Linked DNA regions of Homo sapiens: region 2 is linked to region 1. A link is a contact called in ENCODE Hi-C or POLR2A ChIA-PET data. All regions are on one chromosome and are shown on one strand. The core of a region is the stretch at or near the end of the contact, and the rest is flanking DNA. Distances in the headings are between cores, read along the strand shown.

Region 1 (6,139 bases), core at 2,318-4,817:
CAAGGGAAAATGGACCGGGGCATTCCTCAGTTCCGAGATGACCAGGAATATCGAGCCTCATTAGGACCAGCAATTTCTAAGAGTACCCCTTTACTGAGTGCCCACAAGGTGCCAGGCACAGTGCTGTGTTCCACATTCATAATCTCACTGAAGCCTCCAGGCAGCAACTGGAGTCTCATTAGGTGTTGAGCTGCATTTCACTGATCTGTAACTTCCACTGCAAAGATCAGAAAGAGAGAAAGAGGGCCGGGCGCGGTGGCTCACGCCTGTAATCCCAGCACTTTGGGAGGCCGAGGCAGGGAGATCACAAGGTCAGGAGTTCGAGACCAGCCTGGCCAACATGGTGAAACCCTGTCTCTACTAAAAATACAAAAAAAAAAAAAAAATAGCCAAGCGTGGTGGCTCGTACCTGTAATCCCAGCTACTCGGGAGGCTGAGGCAGGAGAATTGCTTAAACCCAGGAGGCGGAGGTTGCAGTGAGCTGAGATCGTGCCACTGCACTCCAGCCTGGGCAACAGAGCACGACTCTGTCTCAGAAAAAGAAGAAAAAAAAAAGAAAGAGAGAAAGAGCATGATTTAAATAGTGCAGCCAGTTGCGTTCACTATCTGTTCGAGAATAAGCATGTGGTGGTGGCACCTAGGACTTCGCTATTCACCAGGTTGGTCTTGATTCCCTCGTGCCTCTCTTTCCACTAAGTGTGAGTAAAGTGTCTTTCATACCGCACAGTCCCTAATACAAGCGAATTCTCATCTAATGTTCAAACAAGAAAGCCCAGCTGTGCTGATTAGTTTATTTATTGAAAGGCAGCGTGTTAGTTTCTGAAACGGCTCCTTGCCAAAGGATTTTCAAACTAACTGTGATTTTTGGCTAAAGTGATTTTCACCCTTAGAATATTATTATCTGATAAGGTATGACTGCACTATATCCTCAATTACCTAAAGGGAAACTGAGTGTTTATGAAGATTCACTTAAGGTTACACAACTAGCAAGTGGTAGAGTTAGGGTCTAAGCCGAGATCCCTTTTCTCCAATCATTTTTCTTAACCATGTCTTATAGCCTCCTCTATGTGTGCTAGTCATCCAAACTCTTAAGATGACAGTACGGGAGAATGGAAAGAACATTAAGGCAGGAGTGAGCAGACTGGGGTTCTAGTTCCACTCCTGCCACTAATCAGCTGTGTTACTTTGGACAAGTTATGTAGCCCCTGTGGCTGCCTAGCTAGGCTGCAGCTTACAGCCTGATCTTACTCAGCAGTTGCCCTAGGTTCCCCAATTAGTATGATGGGGTAGAGCAAGGGAGAAGGGAGACTAGAGTCAGTGGCTACAAGTTTAAATGGGTATAAGGACCTAGCAATGTAAATGAGTCAATGACTGAAATGAACTGGGTGGGCACTACAGCCAACTATAGAGTGCCAGGGGAACATATGCCCAGAATATTCCTAAGCCTGCTGATTTTTCCAAAAGAAACTAGCACTCTGGATTTTTAAATGTTGGTAACCAACTCAAAATTTTTTCACACACTATGAGATTAAATAAAGCATGATGGTGGACTTCATTCAGCATGGGCTGTCGCTTTGCCACTTAGATTCAGCTAAGTGATCTCAAAGCTCTCTTCCAATATCCAGAAAGACCTAGAAAGAGTACAGAGCCTCCCAGGTCATGAGGGATAAGTGCTGACTGCCATCAAAATCAAGATGTCTTTACAAACACAGGGAAGCTGAGGGGCATCTTGACTCCTAGGGCAGTAAGTATGAACGTGGTCATGAGGAGCCCACTCAGTGAAAAGGGAAGAGAAGATGCTCTCCAGTTCCACAGGAAAGGCCAAGACTGGTCTGTGACCTCCAAAGAGAAAAAACTGGGAACTCTTAAAGGCTGTCAGGCCCATTTGGCTGACAGTCCAAGCTATGGCTTAAAGCAGTCTGACCTGACCTCACACATAAGGGCTTAAGCCAGGGAGAGCAAATAGGTTTCATTTAAAGCAGAAACTTCAATCAACTGGAAGTGGCTGCCTAGAGTAGTGTGCTGAGGGCTCTGAGTACAGTGTGAATATGTGCTGAGAACCAACCAATTAGCCATGACTGCCAGGGACACAGGAAGGGGCACTGGCAGCACACATTCCATGTATTTGTCACCCCTGGCTTAAACTCCCATTGGCAATGAATCAGCTTCAGCTTCCAGCAGATAGCCTTGCCAGGCAGAGGAAGACTAAAGCTCCTGCCCTGGAAATCCACTGGCAATAGAAGTCTTCAAGGCTGGTATAGCAAAGCTTACCCTGCATGGTCTTCATTCACACATACATACATCAAGTATTTACTGCTTTACATCAAGTGTTTACTGCTCTAGACTGGGCAATGGGGAAACAGAGGTGATTGAGACACTGTTCCTGTCCTGGAGATGTTCACAGTCTAATGGAAGAGACACACACTTCACAGATAATTATGATCAAATGTGGTAATAGGAGAAGTTATGGGAGCTGAGGGTTGGGGGTGACTTAATTTGCTTAAGGGAATTGAGCAAAGTAAGAGTTGAAATTTTTTTAAGTTAAAGAAGTTCTCTTGGCAAAGAAGGTGAAGGGCAAGGAGAGAATATTCTAAGCTGAGAGAACAGCATATATAATGATGGAAAACCAAATGGCCTACCCAGGAAACGAGGAAAACCTTGACAGCCCTGGAGTGTGAGGTGCATGAAGATTAGGCTGCAAAAGGAGTTTATGAAGGACAAGGTGTTTGGACTTTACAGGTGCTGGGTGCCAATGAAAGTTTTCAAGCAGAAGGCATAATCAGATTTGTAGGTGAAACAGATCACACTAGGTGCAATGTGTGTGTTCATGCTGGGAAACTGAAAAGGCTTCTGCGAAAACCCTACAAGAAAGAGGCCGACTGAAAAGATATTAAAGAAATTAAAGATCGGAAGATCCTTGGACGTGGAAGAATGCAAGAGGAATCAGTGGGTAAGTAGGTAGGTAGGTAGGTAAATGGGATGATCGTGCCACTGACTTCCATAAGACATAAGGAAAGAAGTGCAGGTTTGGGGCAGAACACAATAGCCAGTCCCATCCACTGGGTTCCAGAGGTAACAATCATTAGGGAGGTAACAAATTAGATATGCTTGTTCTAGATGGGAAGGTAGAGATTGAAACACTATTTTTAAGGTCGGGCTTCAAGCTCAGGCCCTCTTCACTTCTTGCCAGGGCCCCAGACCCTCTATCCTTTCCTCTGTGGTCTCCAGACCTTTCTATGACTCTCCCACCTCCAAAACCTCCCTCAACCCCCTCACCTTCAGACCCTTCTAAGGCCCTCCTCATTCCCAGGGCCCTCTATCGCCTCCTCATCCCCGACCCCTGTATGACCCTTCCCATCTCCGGCCTCTACATCCTTTGACCGTCCCTCACCCTCCACCCCCACATATAAGCTTCTTTCTCCCCTCTCACCTTCCCCAGCCCCCTGTGTCACCACCACCTCCTAAGTCTCCAGCCCAGAGCCTGCGTCTCAGCTGCCCCCGCCCCGCCACCCGGACTCACCCACCGAGACACCCACTTCACAACAGGGCGGAAGTGCTCCCGGGCTCGTGCGGGGAATGCTGGGACGCGGAGTCCGAGCGGCGCCACCCTGGGAATGGAACGTCTGAGACCACAATTCCCAGAAGGAACCGCGCGAGCGCCGGGGGCGGCCCCCTCCGTTTGCTGCCTTTCAGACGTCTTCAGCCAATAGATATGTCATCTTCTAACGGACCCTGGCACTGGAACAAATCGGAACGGGCGCGACACATGGGGGCGGGACCTGTTGCGATCCTGGCCTTTTCCATAGGCTTCCGGATAACAGCACCGCCCAATGGGAGGGCACTCGAGCAGAAGGGGGCCCAGTTCTACTGAGGGGTCGAAGTGAGAGCCTCAGACCCTGAAAGATCAAAGCAGACACAATAAGAAATAAGAAGAGAGAATGACTAGAGGTGACCAGCCCGATAGGCAGGAGAGAACTGGACAGTTGTAGCTTTAATTTCCAGCTTACAGCTAAGCTGTGTGACTTTGGAAGAATTCTGAACCTCGTTCTCTTCAACCATAAAATGAGGGTAGTAATGGCATCCATGTCACAGAGTTTTGTGAACTTTCAATGAGATAATACACCTAAAACGATTAGCTCAGGGCCTGGCTCCTAATAATGCACAGCGATTGTTAGCTATTATTATGTAAATCAGTTAGTACAGAGCTTGGCACTTCCTAGGTGTTGGAAGAATGTTAATCATTATTACAAAATAATCCTCATATAAATGCGGGTGCTCTGTACCACTGTGAATACTTTGGGGCATGAACAATCTAATGTGGTGTTGAGAATGGGGGCTTTGTAGTCAGACATGGATCCAAATCCCAACTCAACTACTTCGCAGCTGTGTGGCCTTGAACAAATTACTGCCATCTATTTTGTCTTTGGAATTTTCATCTATAAAATGCAAGTAATGTAAGAGAACTTACATCACAGGGTGTTATGAAGGTTAAATGAGACTATTTAGGTAAAAGTCTCTGAAGTCAAGCTGCTTGTGTCTGAAAGTTCTTACTTTCAAATGAAGGATGCAGGTCATACCACCCGCGTTGTGAAACCTTGGGCAAATTACTTAGCTTCTTTATGCCTGCATTTTCCCAGCTGTAAAATGGGAATGATAATACTTGCCTCTTCCTGAGACAGTTGTTGAGAGGAATAAATGGGAGAAGGTATGTAAAGAGCGTGACACATGTCTGACACACAGAAAGTGTTTAATAATCATTAGCTAGTCCAGGCACGGAGGCTCATGCCTGTAATCCCAGCCCTCTGGGAGGCTGAGACGGAAGGATCGCTTTAGTCCAGGAGTTTGAGACCAGCCTGGGCAGCGAAGTGAGACCTCGTCTCTATTTTAAAAAATAGAAAATACAATAATATACATAATCATTAGCTATTATTATTATTACCAATGGTTATGCGGCTTAGGGAAAATTGACAATACCTAGCATCTGGTAAGAGCTCAATGCATGTTGGCTAGTGTTAAAATAGGAGAATTCTTAGCTTTAACGACCCAGTTTAAATTCCTTCTCTGTGAAACATGTTCCAACTTATTTGTAGTAATAACTCATGTGATTTTACTCAGTAAACATAATAACAACCCGTAAATACTCCTTGGTGTTGAAGTCTCACAGTAGCCCTATGAGATTGGTATTGTTTGCTCCACTTTACAAAGAGGGAATGAGACTTAGAGAAACGAAGTGACCTACTCAAGATCACAGAGCCAATAAGAACCAGGGCTGCGATTTGTCACCCCCTAGGCATGTGACTCCAAAGGTCCTACACTGCATGAGGAAGAGACCATATGTGGAAGTAGGAGGGTTTGAGATGGGGAGGGACAGTGCAACAGTGTGGGGTGCCAAGGGAGCCGGAAACATTTGAGAGAGTGTCAGGATCTGAAGCTGGAGAGGCAGCTTTGCAGGGTCAGGTAAGGACGTGTCCACTTCAGCATCATCTGCCCTAAGAGGAAGAAGGGAGGCGAGTGTGCAGAGAGAGGAGAGGACATCATTAGGACACAAGAGGGCGCGCCTCGCCCTCAATACAGCCTCGAATTATTCTATGGTTTCCCTTAGCCTTTGTCTAATTAAAGCCTGGCATTCTACAGAAGAGAAAAAACTAACGAAGTCCTCAAGAGGCCAACTGCCCTTTAGTGCCGTGTAGAAATAAGCAACAGAGCCTGAACCTGTTCCAGGTTCTCTCTGGTTCAGCACCCATCAGGATTTGGTTTGCAAGCGTTCTGTCTGCATTTGTCTACCAGGACTCTCTCTGATTTGGGCAGACACTAGGCTCTAAGGATGCAGAGATGAAGCAAACCTGGTCTCTGACCCCAGGGCCTGATCTCTAAACTTTCCCAATAGAGCGCTCCCATAAGTGAAGCCTTTTTGAGTTTTTGAGTTGAGCACACACTCCCAACATATGTGTATTTATTTACTTATAAATGATGTGCCTGTAATAGCTAACTTTCCTTGAACATTTGCAATGCATTATTAGGTCCTTCTCTCAGTGCTTTATATGTATTAACTCATTTAATACATCCAAAACCCTTTGAGGGAGAGTCTAACACTATCCCATATTACAGAAAAGGAAACTATGGTATAGAGAGGTTAAAT
Region 2 (6,139 bases), core at 1,111-3,610, 440 kb after region 1:
AGGCTGCTCCTACTCCCCTTGCCTGGTCCCTGTGCATAGAAAATTTCAATAAACTCTGGTCTTATTGGACTGAAGTGAATTTTGGCCACAGAGAGGCTTCCTGCAGCTTGTTTTCCCATCCCTCTGCCCATAAGCCCTGTAATCTCTAGGGCACCTGCTTGTCATCCTCAGTTGTTTTTGTTTTTGTTTTCAGAGTCTTGCTCTGTCACCCAGCCTGGAGTGTAGTGGTGCCATCTCAGCTCACTGCAACCTCCACCTCCCGGGTTCAAGCGATACTCCTGCCTCAGCCTCCCTAATAGCTGGGATTACAGGCATGCGCCACCACACTGGGCTAATTTTTTTGTAATTTTAGTAGAGACGGGGTTTCGCCATGTTGGCCAGGCTGGTCTCGAACTCCTGACCTCAGGTGATCTGCCCCCCCCTCAGGCTCTCAAAGTGCTGGGATTACAGGCGTGAGTCACTGGACCTGGCTCATCCTCAGTCTTAATTGTGAGTCTGCTACTGTGTGACTTTGGTCACTACGTATCTTCAGGCCTCAGCTTCCATTCTGAATAATAGACATAACAATCCTTTCTTCCTTCAATGTCATTGGGAGTATCCAACAAGATTAAGCAGGTACACTGTAAAAGTCCAGCGTGGCGATGAGAAATGAATGTTGACTTCTGTGTGGTAAGGAAGAGACCACAGCTGGGCTGGGCACAGTGGCTCACGCCTGTAATCCCAGCACTTTGGGAGGCCCAGGCGCGCGGATCACGAGGTCAGGAGATCAAGACCATCCTGACTAACACGGTGAAATCCCGTGTCTACTAAAAGTATAAAAAAAATTAGCCAGGCGTGGTGGTGGGCACCTATAGTCCCAGCTACGCAGGAGGCTGAGGCAGGAGAATGGCGTGAACCCAGGAGGTGGAGCTTGCAGTGAGCCGAGATCGCGCCACTGCACTCCAGCCTGGGCAACAGAGCGAGACCACGTCTCAAAAAAAAAAAAAAAAAGAAGAGACCACAGCTGAAGGGATAGCAAATTCATCATCAAGATGTAGAAAATGAGTTGTTAGGAGCCTGTGGGGAAACATAATCGTTTCATTACACACTCTTAACTAAAGGTCCAAAGAGGCCCTTGGAGCTGGATGAAACTTTCACACACCAAAAAGCTGTAGAAATTATTTCCCTATCCAAGAGGGTCATCTCTTTTGAGAAAAACTATCTTTTCCTGACTTTAAAAGGTTAACGTTTTTCTTAATATAAAGGTAAAACTTGTTTTAAACTTAAGTTTTTAAACTTATTAAGAATTTACCATAGAACTTTAAAAAATCTATTAAAATATACAAAGGAGAGGTGCTCCTCTAATCACACTACACAGCGGTCTACACTTGTAATAAACAAAATCGGGATTTTTTGGGGGGGGAGTGGGACGGAGTTTCACTCTTGTTGCCCAGGCTGGAGTGTAATGGCTCAATCTTGGCTCACTGTAACCTCCGCCTCCTGGGTTCAAGCAGTTCTCCTGCCTCAGCCTCCCAAGTAGCTGGGATTACAGGCATATGCCACCACTCCCAGCTAATTTTGTATTTTCAGTAGAGATGGGGTTTCATCATGTTGGTCAGGCTGGTCTCGAACTTCTGACCTCAGGTAATCCGCTCGCCATGGTCTCCCAAAGTGTGGGGATTACAGGCGTGAGCCACCGCGTCCGGCCAAAATTCGGATTTTGTTGTAACTGCAATTTTGTATCTCGCTTTGCTAACATTTTCCCGCATGATTAAATTATCTTATACAACAGGGGTATTCCAGGATACAAATTGGTTGCAATTTATTTAACCAATCTCTTATTGTTGGACATTTGGAGTATTGCCTTTATTTTATGGTTTTTCTCGGGCTTTTGGGCTAAGTGTTGCAATTAACAACTTTGTTACACGAATCTTTACTCATATCCTTGATTTTATCCATTGAATTCGTGGAAGTGGAATTGCTGGACCAAAGGGTATTTGAAACATATTACTAATTTGTCTTCTAAGAGTGATTTTACCCATTTAAACTCCCACGCGCAATTTAATAGGATTTCAATGTTGTTGCTGGTGTCGTCAACTGTCAAATGCCGAAGTATACCTTCCGGCCTGACCTCCTGTCCTCCTTCGCGTTTTCCCGCCCACTCCGCACACCCGCCACCCTTAGTACATGCTGGCCCGCCCCTTCCTTATCCCGCACCAATTCTGTCCAATCAAAAGCAAAGTTCCTCAGTATCGCCGTGCAGTTGGTAAGGTGAAGAGTCCGTCGTGCTCAGGGGCGGGCGGAACGGGCTGACGGACGCGGCTATGGGCCAGTGTGAGCGGCGAGTGGGACGTGCGTGGCGTGCGTGCGTTGACCTGGGAAGCACTGGACCTGTGAGGCGTGCGAACTGGTGGCAGTGAGAGACTTCGGCGGACATGGCTCCCAGCGTGCCAGCGGCAGAACCCGAGTATCCTAAAGGCATCCGGGCCGTGCTGCTGGGGCCTCCCGGGGCCGGTAAAGGGACCCAGGTGAGCGGCAGGACTGGGCTTGGCGGCGGAGCCTGCTGAACTCCAAGGTCAAGGCGGCCGGAGATCTAGAAGCCCTGGACCTGCCCGGAGCGGGCCGGGGACTAAGGCCTGCGGGGAACGCTGGCCGGGGTCTCGGTTCTGGTGGGGCATTTCGGAGAGGGTCCAAATTGGAGGTCGGGGCAGTCTGAGTTAGGATTGGAGTGCCCGAGGGATTCAGTGTTGAAGTGTTGGGTTAGGGAATGTGAGGGCTGATTAATTCCACTAAGGGTCTAGAGACTGGAAAGGTTTGAGGGGTAGAGTGAGCCCTGGGCCGAGGCATCTAGATTACAGGCTGAATGGAGGCAATTAGCTTTATGGCCCAGGTTACCTGCGAGTTGGAGGTGAATTGTCCAGAATCAGGGTTACATTCCAGGCACTGGAGGTCGGGAGATTTTGATAATGATTTATGACTTAGGGGGAGGGGAGGAGAAGCATCTCCAACACGTGGGGCAGAGTGAGAGGTGACATGTGCTGTGTGAGCCAGTTGAATTGAGATGGGAGGAAACCTAAGGCTCTCCCTGTTTGAAAGTTGGGGGTGAATGTGTAGAACTGGTTTATAGCCTGGAGACCCATGAGTCGCAACCTTTGAGTAGTGTCCACAATAAGGGTTGGGAGTGCTCATGGGACCTGGCTTGGAGTTAGGACCTGAGGCTACTGAAGGCTAAGCAGCTTGGGATGACGCAAATGATTTTAGATGAAAAGGAACTTGAATTTTTTTTTATTTTGTTTTTATTATTTTTGTTTGTTTGTATCTTCCTTCCCTTTGGTTTTTATTTATTTTTTCCTTTTTTTATTTTGTTGTTGTTTATAGGGAACTTGAAATTTTAACTTTATCAATCAACAGGTTAAAAAACAGGCCCAGAAAGGTCAGGTGGCTTTCCCAAATTAGTGAAATGAGTTTCATGAGCCTGAGACCTCAGGAACCATGGAGTTAGAGTCTGAAGTTACCATCTGCCCTAGCAGGCAACAGGGGCCTCACTTGGGATCTGGGCCCCTTCTAGATCTGGGACATAATGGGGCCATAGATTAGGGTTGGGATCGATGATCTCATTTCGGATTTGGAAGCCCGCAGGTTGGATTATTGATGTCCCCTTCTTGCTTGGGGTCTGGCATTGCACCTGGGGCCCTAAGCCTCTGGCTCTTGCCTGTTGTTAGGCTTCAAAGAGGGAAGTCTGAGCTCCCAAATGAAAGGGAATCTGAGGACTGCCCTGTGCCCGCTTTTCTCTTCCTAGCACTTGCCAAGTTTTAAAAATCTTGGCAAACAGACCATCTTACTCATTCTTGGTACCCCTTGTGGCACCTAGCACATTACTTGGCCCTTGATGGGGTTAGTGGAAGTGGATGAATGTCACAGATTAATGTGGGTGATAAAGAAAGAAGTTCTGGAACACTCCATTCATTCCTGTGACCTGGGCACTAAGTCAGAAAATACAGCTTTCTTTTCTCTCCACAGACTGAGATGATTCTTCTTTGGAGCTTACCTGTACCTGATCCCTTTATCCTTTATCCTCAGCGTTGTTGACATCTCTTTCCTGTTGCTGCCACACTCATTTATTGGGTAATCTGCAGCTTAGGGAAGTTTAATCTTAGACTCTGCAGACTTTTGCTGTGAGTGATCAAGTATAAACAGTAGCTCAAATGCTTCATTGTTTTTCTTTTTCTTTTTCTTTTTTTTGAGACAGGGTCTCACTCTGTTGCCCAGGTTGGAGCGCAGTGGTGTGAGCTCAAGCAATCCTCCCACCTCACCCTCCCAGGTAGCTGGGAGTACAGGCACATGCTACCATGCCCAGCTAATTTTTAAACAATTTTTTGTAGAGACAGGGTCTTGCTATGTTGCCCAGGCTGGTATTGAACTCCTGGACACAGGCGATCATCCTGCCTTGACCTCCCAAAGTGCAGGGATTATAGGCACAAGCCACTATGCCCTGAGATTTTTTTCTTAACTCATATTGAAGTTAATAATTTCAGTAATTATGGAATGGACAACCTATACTAGTATAGTACTGGGACAAGGGTTTTATAATTTAGCTAGCTATGTAACTTCCGAGCCTCAGTGTTCTTACCTGAAAAATGGGGATAATACCTACCTTGCTCATTCAGCATTTCATGAGCACCTAACATTGGGGATATAAAGCATTGGGCAAGACTGATAAAGTTCTTGCCCTCATCAACTAAACATTCACAATGATACTGGAAAATTATGATATATGTGTGTGTGTGTGTGTGTGTGTGTGTGTGTGTGTGTGTATCAAGCACCCACAACCTAGATGACAGCCTGCTATATAGTAGGTACTCAATAAATTTTGACTCCCTTTTATCTTAGTAACACATCTCCCTTCCCCTCCTTCAACTTGGATGTTTCAGTGTAAGACATGATTTATTCAGGAAGTTTAGAAGAACATTATACTAATGAGTTGATTGATAAGGGTGCATGAAGATGAGAGTTGGTCAGAGAAGGCTTTGTAGAAATAGAGGAGATGTGATTAGAGCTGGGAGTTGAAAGGATAAGATTTACACAAGTCATTTAACCTCTGTACACTTTCCAGAGTTGTAACAATAGGAATACTGGTGATTGTATGTATTTTTGTGGAGTTTAAAAAAAAGTTCAAGCCTGGGCAACATGGCGAAACCCCATCTCTACAAAAAAATGCAAAAATTAGCCAGGCATGGTGGTGTGTGCCTGTAGTCCCAGCTATTCAGGAGGCTGAGGTGGGAGGATCACTTGAGCCTTGGAGGCAGAGTTTGTAGTGAGCTGGGATCTCACCATTGCGCCCCAGCCTGGGCAACAGAGTGAGACTTTGTCTCAAAAAAAAAAGATCTTAAATCAGACTTTACAAATGGTAGCCTACAATAACATTTAGCCTGCAGAGACATCTCATACACCTTAACTTTTTATTATGAAGAATTTTGAATACACAAAAGAAGACAGGATGGCATAATGAGCCCTTACCCAGCCCCAACCATTAACTGGTGGCCTTCGCTCCTCTAGCCATTCTCCCTTCACAAATTATTATAAAGCACCTCCCAGGCATCATAACATTTCATTTGTAAATAATATTAGTATGTATTGCTAAAAGATAATTTTTAAAAACATAAGCATAATATCCTTTAAAAAATCAACAATTTTTATTCAAATTTTCTTTTGTGTTACCAATGTGATAATTTTAAGTTTCTTTTATTTATTTATTTTTTTACAGACAAAGTCTTGCTCAGTTGCCCAAGCTGGAGTGTAGTAGCCCAATCATAGCTCACGGCAGCCTCAGTCCTCCCACCTCAGCTTCCTGAATAGCTGGGATTACAGGTGCATGCCACCATGCCTGGCTAACTTTTCTAGTGTTTTAAAGATGGGGGTCCTGCCATGTTGCTCAGGCTGGTCTTGAACTACCGGGCTCCTCCCTCAGCCACCCAAGTAGCTGGGACTACAGGCATGTGCCACTGTGCCCATCCTTTCTTTTAATTTATAAGTTCCCCTTCTCTTTTTTTCCTGGGGTTTTGCCGAAGAAATTGGATTATTTTTCTTTTCTTTTTTTTTTTTTTGAGACAGAGTCTCGCTCTGTTGCCCAGGCTGGAGTGCAGTGGTGTGATCTTGGCTC

What was found. A loop is a pair of places that touch in the nucleus more often than their neighbours do. ChIA-PET counts read pairs that join two places held with the same protein, here RNA polymerase II (POLR2A). Pooled maps may share reads with other maps.
Region 2: a map of CD4-positive, alpha-beta T cell shows a loop between it and region 1 (15-fold over the local background). The contact joins the promoter of AK2 here to the promoter of ZSCAN20 in region 1. A Hi-C loop is called at or near these places in 1 of 168 maps with a recorded cell type or tissue (CD4-positive, alpha-beta T cell), 3 of 37 single-sample maps with no recorded cell type and 7 of 50 pooled maps. POLR2A ChIA-PET finds 5 or more read pairs at or near these places in 1 of 52 experiments (activated T-cell).

What each region holds. Positions count from the first base shown.
Region 1 is chr1:33,470,073-33,476,211 of GRCh38, reverse strand. ZSCAN20 (zinc finger and SCAN domain containing 20) reads right to left here and starts at 3,567. Exons shown (of 8, transcript NM_001377376.1): 1 at 3,521-3,567. RefSeq lists a silencer at 5,310-5,604.
Region 2 is chr1:33,033,104-33,039,242 of GRCh38, reverse strand. It overlaps AK2 (adenylate kinase 2), which reads left to right and starts at 2,360. Exons shown (of 6, transcript NM_001625.4): 1 at 2,360-2,507. The coding sequence starts at 2,415. RefSeq lists an enhancer at 2,382-2,541.